Regions from separate parts of the Homo sapiens genome. Here region 2 is linked to region 1. A link is an interaction called in ENCODE POLR2A ChIA-PET data of the cell type or tissue named here. Cell type or tissue: HepG2. All regions are shown on one strand.

Region 1 (5,000 bases):
GACCTTGAGTTATAAAGAGATTTTAAAAAAGAAGTCAGAAGGCCAGGTGTGGAGGCTCACACCTGTAATCCCAGCACTTTGGGAGGCTCTGGCGGGCGGATCATGAGGTCAGAAGATCAAGACCATCCTGGCTAACACGGTGAAACCCCATCTCTACTAACAATACAAAAATTAGCTGGGCATGGTGGCACGCGCTTGTAGTCCCAGATACCCAGGAGGCTGAGGCATGAGAATCGCTTGAACTCAGGAGGCAGGGGTTGCAGTGAGCCGAGATCGTGCCACTGCACTCCAGCCTGGGCAACAGAACGAGACTCCGTCTCAAAAACAAACAAACAAACAAACAAAAACAATTAAAAAAAAAGTCAGAAGCAGCACTAACCATAGAAGAAAACATTGATAAAATGGCATTAAAGTAACAAAATTTAATAGAGTGAAAAGGCAAGCCACAGCATGGGAGAAGACACATGCAATACACTACCTACAAAGAGCTCATATTCCAAAATACATAAAACTCCTATATAAGAATAAGAAAAAGGCAACCCAGTAGAAAAATGTGTGAGACTTGAATAGGTGTGCCACAAAGGAGGTTAAGCCACATAATCAATAAACTTATGAAAAGATGTTCAAACTTACTAGTGATCAAGGACATGCAAATTAAAACCACAATGAGATATTACATAGCCATCAAAATGGCTGAAATTTAAAAAGACTTCAAGTTATGATGGCAATGTAGAAAAACTAAATTTCATATATTGTTGGTAGGACTGTTTGTTTACACAATCACTATGGAAAACGGCATGTCACTATTAAAGTGGAAGAGACATCTATCCTATGATTCATTCCCAGGTATATACCCAATACAAAATGCATATACATGCCTATCAGGAGGCAAGTTCAAGGATGTTCACAACGGCATGCTTTATAAAAGCCCTGAATTTAAAATAACCCAAATGTTCATTGACATTACTACAGATGGTATGCGTTCAACAATGAAATACTATACAACAGTAAACATATCTGAACTACTGCAACAACACAGATGACTTGTACAAACAATGGGCGAAAGAAGTGCGAAAGCAAAGAATAAATACTATAGGATTCCATTTGTATTAAGCTTAAAACAGGCAAAGAAGGGAAAGAGACATACAGTGTTAAGAGTACGGTGGTAGGGAGAAGCTTCTGGATCCTGGCAGTGTTCTGTATCTTGACGTGGGCGGTTGCTTTACAGTAAGTCATTAAGCTGTACATTTGTATTTTATCTATTTATCTTTAAGTATTAATATTTCATAATTAAAAAGCTGAAAATAAAACACAGCAGAGCACTCCAAGAAAGGGAAATGATATCAGCAACGGCAAAAGGAAGGAAAACAAACGCAAGGTGTGTTTGAGAGAATTGCATAGAATATTGATGTTGCATAGAGACATCTTACGGAGGAATGGTGGGAGATACATCTTGAAAACTGATTTGGAATAGACTGCAATCGATATTATCCTGCTGAGAGAAAGCTACTGAAATGTTTGAACAGGAGCCTAGAAAGGGCTTGCTGACCGACTGGACCACAGAGGAGAGATGAAGAGAGGAGGGGATAGGAAAGTGGCAGAGAGGAACTCAAGGTTCTAAACCACGTGGCTGTGAGAAATGAGGCAACACTAACAGAAAATTGGAAAACAAAAGCTGAGTGCGGGGCAAAAGTAATGGCTTTAGTTTAAAGAGAGGACAGGCCGGGCGCGGTGGCTCACGCCTGTAATCCCAGCACTTTGGGAGGCCAAGGCGGGCGGATCACGAGGTCAGGAGATAGAGACCATCCCGGCTAAAACGGTGAAACCCCGTCTCTACTAAAAATACAAAAAATTAGCCGGGCGTAGTGGCGGGCGCCTGTAGTCCCAGCTACTTGGGAGGCTGAGGCAGGAGAATGGCGTGAACCCGGGAGGCGGAGCTTGCAGTGAGCCGAGATCCCGCCACTGCACTCCAGCCTGGGCGACAGAGCGAGACTCCGTCTCAAAAAAAAAAAAATAAATAAAAATAAAGAGAGGACAACGGGCGAGTCAAGTGGGAATATTCTAAAGGCAACTACTTAGGGGACAATGGTCAGGGCTAAAATGAAGAATCTGGGAGTCCTCAACACACAGAAGAGTTGAAGCTATGGGAACAGATCAGAACTCCAAGGGGTGGGGGTTAGGGGGTCAGAGAATGTGGAGAAGCAGCAGCAGGATAAAACAGAGAGGGGAAGCTGAGACCTTAGGGAAGTAAAGTGAGATGACATGGTCAAAGAAGAAAAGGGTAGAATATAAATCCATGATTATCAGAAAGATAAGGGACAAAAGGATTCCACAACGAAGACTGCATTGTCAAATGCAACATCAAAACATATGAGGGCCAGGTGCGGTAGCTCACATCTGCAATCCCAGTACTTAGGGGAGGCAGGAGCAGGAGGATAGCTTGAGCCCGGGAGTCGGAGACCAGCCTGGGCAAGACAATGAGACCCTGTTCTCCACAAAAAGGAAAAACAAACAAACAAAAAAGTGTGCAGAATAAAAAAGGCTCAAAGGTCACTATTGAGAACCACTTTGGTGAACTAGTTAGGACAAAAACCATACTGACTTAAAAGTGAGTGGTAAAGAAATAAAATAATTAGCTATACATCATGATCCATTGGGAGTGATAGAGAAAATACATTTTGTAGGAGGCAGCAAAGATTCAAGCAGATGCTTTTTAAAAATTTGCTTTTTTTTTTTTTTTTTTTTTTTAACTAGTACAGAGTCATACGCATTTAAAAAAGAGAAACAGGCTGGGCACGGTGGCTCATGCCTGTAATCCCAGAACTTTGGGAGGCCAGGGCGGGTGGATCACGAGGTCAAGAGATTGAGACCATCCTGGCTAACATGGTGAAACCCCATCTCTACTAAAAATACAAAAATTAGCCAGGCATGGTGGTGTGTGCCTGTAGTCCCAGCTACTCTGGAGGCTGAGGCAGGAGAATCCCTTGAACTTGGAAGGTGGAGGTTGCAGTGAGCTGAGATGGCGCCACTGCACTCTAGCCTGGCAGAGCAATACTTCATCTCAAAAAAAAAAAAAAAAAAAAAAAAAAGAAACAGAGGCTGGGCGTGGTGGCTCATGCCTGTAATCCCAGCACTTTGGGAGGCTGAGGCGGGCAGATCACCTGAGGTCAGGAGTTCGAGACCAGCCTGGCCAATATGGTGAAACCCCGTCTCTACTAAAAATACAAAAAATGAGCCGGGTGTGTGACAGGCACCTGTAATCCCAGGTAGTTGGGAGGCTGAGGCAGAATTGCTTGAACCCAGGAGGCGGAGGTTGCAGTGAACCGAGATTGTGCCACTGCACTCCAGCCTGGGTGACACAGCAAGACTCTGTCTCAAAAAAAAAAAACAAAAGAAACATAGAAACAGTCTTTTAAGAGGAGAATGAAATGTAATCATGTAATCAACCCATGCTTTCCAAATAAAAACTTGCATGAAAAGTAAGACAAGTTAAACATTTGTGTATCTTTTTCTGTATTTTATTTTTATTAAGAAAAAAATTAAGTGACTTGCCCAGGGTTAGAAAAGCAAAGTGATTCACCCAAGGACACAGCAAATCAGTGATGGAACTGAGTTTTAACCTTATTACTCTTCAAAAGATAGACTTCCCATTACATAAACTACCTCCTGTGAAGGTGGGGGAAGAGAAGGATGGTTGGTATGGCAGGTATCAAGACTGAGCCTCAGGCCGGGCACAGTGGCTCACGCCTGTAATCCCAGCACTTTGGGAGGCCGAGGCGGGCGGGTCACGAGGTCAGGAGATCGAGACCATCCTGGCTAACACGGTGAAACACCGTCTCTACTGAAAATACAAAAAATTAGCCAGGCATGGTGGCGGGCGCCTGTAGTCCCAGCTACTCAGGAGGCTGAGGCAGGAGAATGGCATGAACCCGGGAGGCGGAGCTTGCAGTGAGCCAAGATCACGCCACCTCACTCCAGCCTGGGTGACAGAGCAAGACTCCATCTCAAAAAAAAATGAGCCTCAGTGCTGCTGCTGCATCACCCATCCCCCCCTTTAAGGAAACAAAGAAATGACAGGAGTCACAACAAAATCTGTGAAACAGAGAACTACGTGCAATCTATCTTGTAAGTGAGCACAACACACCCTCCCCTTCTAGCAATCGGTTCTACCTTAATTTGGTTAAACACAGGACAAAACCTGTTACAAAAAGGCTTCATACTCTCATACCTTCACTCAGCCTTGCTGTTACAAAAATACCTCCTCCACCCCAGGAAGGGCATTTTACCCATTCCAAGGGCTCAGGTTACGCAAATTACATTTGGAAACCGATTTTTATCAAAACCTGCTTTTCAGACTGTGATGAAGGCCAGATTTAGGAAATGGAGAATACAGCCACTCGCTTGACCAAAATTTTATTGACAACTAAGGCAATCTGGAACTTGCCTGGCTAAAGGGTATTTAAAACAAAAGGGATCTGTTTCAACTGGATTACTAGTTCCAACTCTCTGATCAGTTGTACATTCTAAGGACTGACTCCAATCAGTTTCATGAGGTTGCCACTATCTGAAATGAAGGCCTCAGGCTGTACAGCAGAATTGAAATTGGGAACAGGTACCCTCAAAATTTCATTTGCAAACACAGAATTTAAACACAAATAATAAAAAAATCATCGCACTGTTCCTCTATTTACATACCATGTCCATTCCACCGCACATACTACTATAAAATTCCATTTCCAAGGTCACACATGGAGTTCCTCAGAGGACATTTCTAAAAATTGACATCAGCTGAATGAAAACAAGTGAGCAATTTACAAGACTGATGGACTATTTGGGAGTTATTCTTACTGATCACTAGTGTGAAAGGAAAATAAAAGTCTGGGAGCCCAATTTACTATGCCAAAGGAAAAAAAAATTAAGCTGAAAGTTGAGTCATGCAAGAAGCTGCCTTTCCTTTTGTTCCTAAGCAGATAGCTACAGATAAAATGTTACCTATCTCC
Region 2 (5,000 bases), 1.1 Mb before region 1:
GCACTTTGGGAGGCTGAGGTGGGTGGCTCACGAGGTCAAGAGATGGAGACCATCCTGGCCAACATGGTGAAGCCCCATCTCTACTAAAAATACAAAAAATTAGCCAGGCATATTGGCGGGCGCCTGTAATCCCAGCTACTCAGGAGGCTGAGGCAGGAGAATCGCTTGAAATCAGAAGGCAGAGGTTGCAGTGAGCCGAGATCGCGCCACTGCACTCCAGCGTGGGCAACAAGAGAGAAACTCCGTCTTGAAACAAAACAAACAAAACATCCCCACACCAGTTCAAAGGTAAAAATGTTAGGAATTTCAGGACGGTGACAGCAGAGCATTAAGCCAAGCCTGGGGCCCTGTGTGACTGCACAGGTCCATGCAGGTGGGGCCAGCCTGGTTCCTGAGCATGACACTCAAGGCTCTAAGTGACCTTCTCCAGCTGCCTTTCTTGCTTATGACACCCTGTCCACCTCACTCACACACACATCTCCTCCTGCAGAGGTTCTGGGCTGTCCACCACACCCTGAGCATTTTGTGCACTCTCACTCCTGGCTGCCTTCTTCATGGTACTTCCTTGGGGAAACCTTACTTGAATCATTCAGATGAAGAGGACCTCATTTCCCACTAAATGTCTCCACCAACCACCACCTGTACCCAGGTGGACTGTCCCCAGCACACTGCAAGTTCCTAGAAGGCAGGCTCTGATTCATGGTCACTCTGAGAAGTGGCAGATTGGGGGGTTCCACTCTCAGCTCTGCTCCTTGCTGCTCTTGGTGCCACCCTGGGGAAGTGACTACACCTCTTAGATCCTCATTCTTGTCACATGTAATGTGGGTAGAGCTACCTGCCTCCGGGGACTGCTGGGGGATTAAGCAGGGATGAATGAGATGGTGGAGGTTCACAGATCTCATCCTTGGCTATTCACCAGAATTACCTGGGTTATTTTAATCCCCAATGCCAGAGTCACAGATTTTGAAATTCCCCAACTGACTCCAGTGCAGCTAAGGCGGACAACCCCTGGTACAGGTGAAAGTGACCAGCACAGAGCCTGGACCCACTTGACAGTCCTTTTTAAAAACTTAAGAATAAAGCAAGCTGGGGAATTTGGCCCTATTTCTCACCAGCAGTCCCATCTCAGTTGCATTTTGTTTAAATGCCTCCAAATTCCCTGCTGGGGCCTCAGCATCCCTCCCAGAGCTGGGAGGAGAACGCTGTGCTGGTCTGACGGCTTCTTCTTACAGGGTCAGCTGTGGCAGCTGCCAAGGAGCCAGGGTGAGGTCCCGGCCAACATGGAAAAAGCTAGTGTGGTGTCTGGCCTAAAGAATGCCAAGACCTTGTTTACCAGAAAGCTGAGAGAGTGGGGACAGCAGGCTTAGATGACAATGACTTCAGGTTAGCCAGACACTGGCGTGAGTGTGAGGAGAAGGCAGCCAAGGTCTGCTGAGCTCCTGTTTGGGACCAGATGACCTGCATCCTTCACTCACCAAATCCTCGCCAGAAGGGAGATCTTCTGAAATGATTTCCACTTCATGGATAAGGAAGGGATGCCCATACAGGTGAAGCACATTGCCTAAGGTCCCAGGGCTCATGGTCTAATGACCCCTGAGCCCACACACACTCCTTCCCTGCCCTCAGAGGGCCTGGGTTACCAGGGATCCCAGGACCATCAGGTGGACTTGGGAAGGTGGGTCACTGCATGGCTATAGTCAGATGACTCTGGCTGGGCTGGGTGGGGACATGCCACATTTTGGGGTGACAGGACCAAGGCAGCTTTCTGAACCATTTGCACGGTGGCCGAGGCATGTCAGAAATAGACTCCCAGTCTGGGCCCCTGTCACTATAACAAGCCCTAAACAAAGAATCAATGTCTCATCGTGAAGCCAGCTCACTGTTCAGATGATTTAAGTTAGGGGAAATGTGGGTGTCAGCCCAGAGCTACTCTGATGATTTGCAGGGGCAGGCATGGCCGGGCTGCCAGTATTTGCCCATTCTGGCCGGCCGCTCTGGTATTGACAGAAGCCCCCACACGCGCTTGCTAGATTACAGTAAAGACATTCAAATCACAGGCGTGTCGGCCCACGCCTCGGCTCCTCTGTGCCAGCAGCCCCTTCCTTCTGCATTAACCGAGACAAACAGGGAGAAGTCAGGAAATTCTGATTAGTGCAGGAACGGCAGATGAGCTGGGAGGCCTGTGGAAGCTAAGGAGACACAATGAAGGTGGTATTCATGCATACTAGCGTAAGATTTTCTTCCCATAAGAAATGCAGATGGGAATCGGCTCTAAGAGGAAAGCAGGTGCAGTGATTAAAAACAGCTACCGCTTGCTGAGCCCTAAACCAGCACTGGGTGGTTTTACATGCATTAGCTCACTTACTCCTCACAGCATCGCGTGAGGTAGGTAGGATGATGATCTCCATTTTACAGATAAGGAAATCAAGGCTCTGAAAGGGGACGTCACTTGCCTGAGGGTGAAGAACTGGGCAATGACAGGGCCAGAGTTTGAAACGAAGTCTGTCTGGCCCTGGGGCTCATGCAGCACAATATTATTTATGTTTGATTAAGAGAGGTAATCACAAGATTGTATTTGACATATCAATGGCCACTCAGGGCTGCCCTAGTAGCAATTCAGACAGGGATTCTAAGGTGATGTTGAACAGAAAGGGCTTTGGAGAAATGAAGTGGGTTTTGGCTGCACTCTATGCCTGCTGTAGCCATCTCGGCTCTTGGAGCCTCTGTTTCTTACAGATACAATAGAGGTAATAGCTATGTCATGCTCTAGGCATTCAACCCCATTACATAGGGTGAGTCCACAGTGCAGCGGTGGCGCAAGGTGAGAGCTGACATGAGTGAGACGGTGACGACCCCTGTGCTGCCGCAGAGCTACAGCTCTCTCCCTAGCACAGAAACCAAATGGGGGCCCACTGAAATCTCAACCTCAAACACCTGCTGGCTCAACCACGTGGCCAGCGCCAGGGGTTGCCTCACTCTCACCAGGGGCCAGATTCCCGGTTTCAACACAATGACACTTGCATCCAAAGTCCCAAGAAAGGAAGCGCCAAGCTGATTAGAGATTTCTGTTTCCCTAGTGAGGAGAACACGGTTTGAGGAAGTGCACTGGAGAGAGGACACGTGTCAGGGACCTGATAGGCCCCTAGAGCAACAGAATCTATCTGAAACGCAATCAGCCGCAGAACCCATGTAGCTGCAGCAATGGGAATATGAGACTCATGGATCTCAAGGTAAAAAAGGACATGGTGATAAAACAGAAGAGGCACAAATTCGTCTCCACAAATGAAAAGCCCTAACCCCCTAACTGAGGAGACAGGCCCCCCTGAAGGTGTGCTGCCCACCCATCGCTTGGTGACACAGTCCTCTGGGGGGTGCTCTGTGGCACTGTCCACATGATTAATTGTCAGAATTATTTATTAGCCCCATGACTCCCTTATTTATTATCACTCCTCCTCCGAACGTCACTCATGCAGGGCTGAGTCTCTGGTGTTGAAACGGGCCTGGTACACAGGAGACTTCGGTAGGAAGTTTCTAGTCGTGAGCACGTGGCAGCATCAGGAACTGGAAAGAGCGCCAGGGGAGTCAAATGCCTGACTTGGTCTGGATTCCTTTTCCTTGCCTAGGCCTCGGTTTCTTCCTCCGTAAAATGGGAAGCTTGGAAAGTCTCCAAGGTGCTTTCTAATGTGAATGTGTTGTTTCTAGATATAGAAAAGGCTTTTCTTTACGAGGTCTGCCACAACCTCTCATAGAGAAATGTGTCACGATGCACAGTGCATGATGGGAGAGTCGGGAACAGTGAAAGACACTGCGTGGGAATGCAGGCTCTGCCACTTAACATGTCTGGAACGTGGGGCAAGTCCCTAACCCCTCAGAGACCACCTTCTCATCTGCCGAATGGGGGAGCTACTTCCTACTTCACAGGGCTGTGTGGGGATTGACAATCGAGGCATGGAAAGTGCCTAGTGGGGGGCTTGACTCTTAGCGGAGGGGCTAAGAAAGGATCTGTTTTCCACCCCAAATTAGGATGGTTTCCTGCCCAAAGCAGATGGCAAGTGATTGTACTCAAGCAGCCCCATTTCAGTGCATGTGACACGCGCTACCTGTGCAGGACATGTGACAGGGCAGTGGAGGCGAGACCGCAACGTACAGCAAGAAGAAAAGGAACCTCCACGAAGCTGCCTGCTAGGGCTGGGACGCCGCAGGACATGGCAACTCTCTGTGGCTGCACGTTGACTTCTCGTAAGAACCCTACAAAGACAGGCTCTTGAGCCTCATCTTAGAGAGGAAGGAGCTGTGACTTGACCAAGGCCACAGAGCTGAAGAACCATAGTCGCACTTGAAGTCAGTTCTCTGACCCCAAAGTCCAGGCTCCTCCCACGACACCCCCGAGCTCTGAGCACGCTCAGTTACCCAAACACAGTTTTCCCCTGGGCTTCTAGGAAATCCAAGATATGTCAGACGATTTTCTACACAAAAATGTCCTTTTCCATGTTCTGCAGCTGCAGTCCCAGACCGAGGAATCCAGAATCTCTGGATGGGGATTCTGTACCGCCCAGGGGCTCTGAAGAAATGGGGAAGCAAGTGAATTTCCCTGAGCTCAGTTGCCTCAGCTATAAATTGGGGAAACTACCTACTTCCTATTGTGAGGTTTAAGGTGATATGGTGTGTGTCAAGCTGCCCGTACTTTGGAGCACACAGCAGGTGCTCAGGGGAGATCAACGTCCTTTGTGGCTCTTTTGAGATGCCCTTTGTGAGCTGGGCATCATGTCTTGGATGGGGCCTTCTGTACCTGTCATTCCACAAATATGGGTGACTGAGGTGACTCTGTCCAGGTGGGGTGGGGTCCAAGAAAGGCCACTGGGGGAGGGGGAGGCATAAAAACCAAGGACCAGGAAGAAGCAAGTGCTCCCTAACTGGGAAGCAGGTGGAGGGCCTGGTGGGGCAGCCAGCCGGCGGTTCACAGCGAGGAGCTGTGTCACTGGGGCTGGCGGGCACGTCAT

The links. ChIA-PET counts read pairs that join two places held together with the same protein. Peaks named below come from ENCODE experiments on the same cell type or tissue, not always from the same donor. Only the 100,000 strongest peaks of a DNase experiment are listed, where the experiment ranks them.
Region 2: POLR2A ChIA-PET joins it to region 1 with 10 read pairs; 1 of 35 experiments calls an interaction of 5 or more read pairs at or near these places.

The regions. Positions count from the first base shown.
Region 1 is chr9:124,565,107-124,570,106 of GRCh38, forward strand. The region is part of intron 2 of NR6A1 (nuclear receptor subfamily 6 group A member 1); the gene reads right to left. Among named protein-coding and RNA genes, the nearest start is that of NR5A1, 60 kb to the left of the region's middle. In HepG2, no CTCF peak of the experiment used is centred here; a DNase peak (open chromatin) is centred at 2,495.
Region 2 is chr9:123,467,407-123,472,406 of GRCh38, forward strand. The region is part of intron 13 of DENND1A (DENN domain containing 1A); the gene reads right to left. Among named protein-coding and RNA genes, the nearest start is that of MIR7150, 16 kb to the right of the region's middle. RefSeq lists an enhancer at 2,864-3,158. In HepG2, no CTCF peak of the experiment used is centred here; DNase peaks (open chromatin) are centred at 315 and 3,045.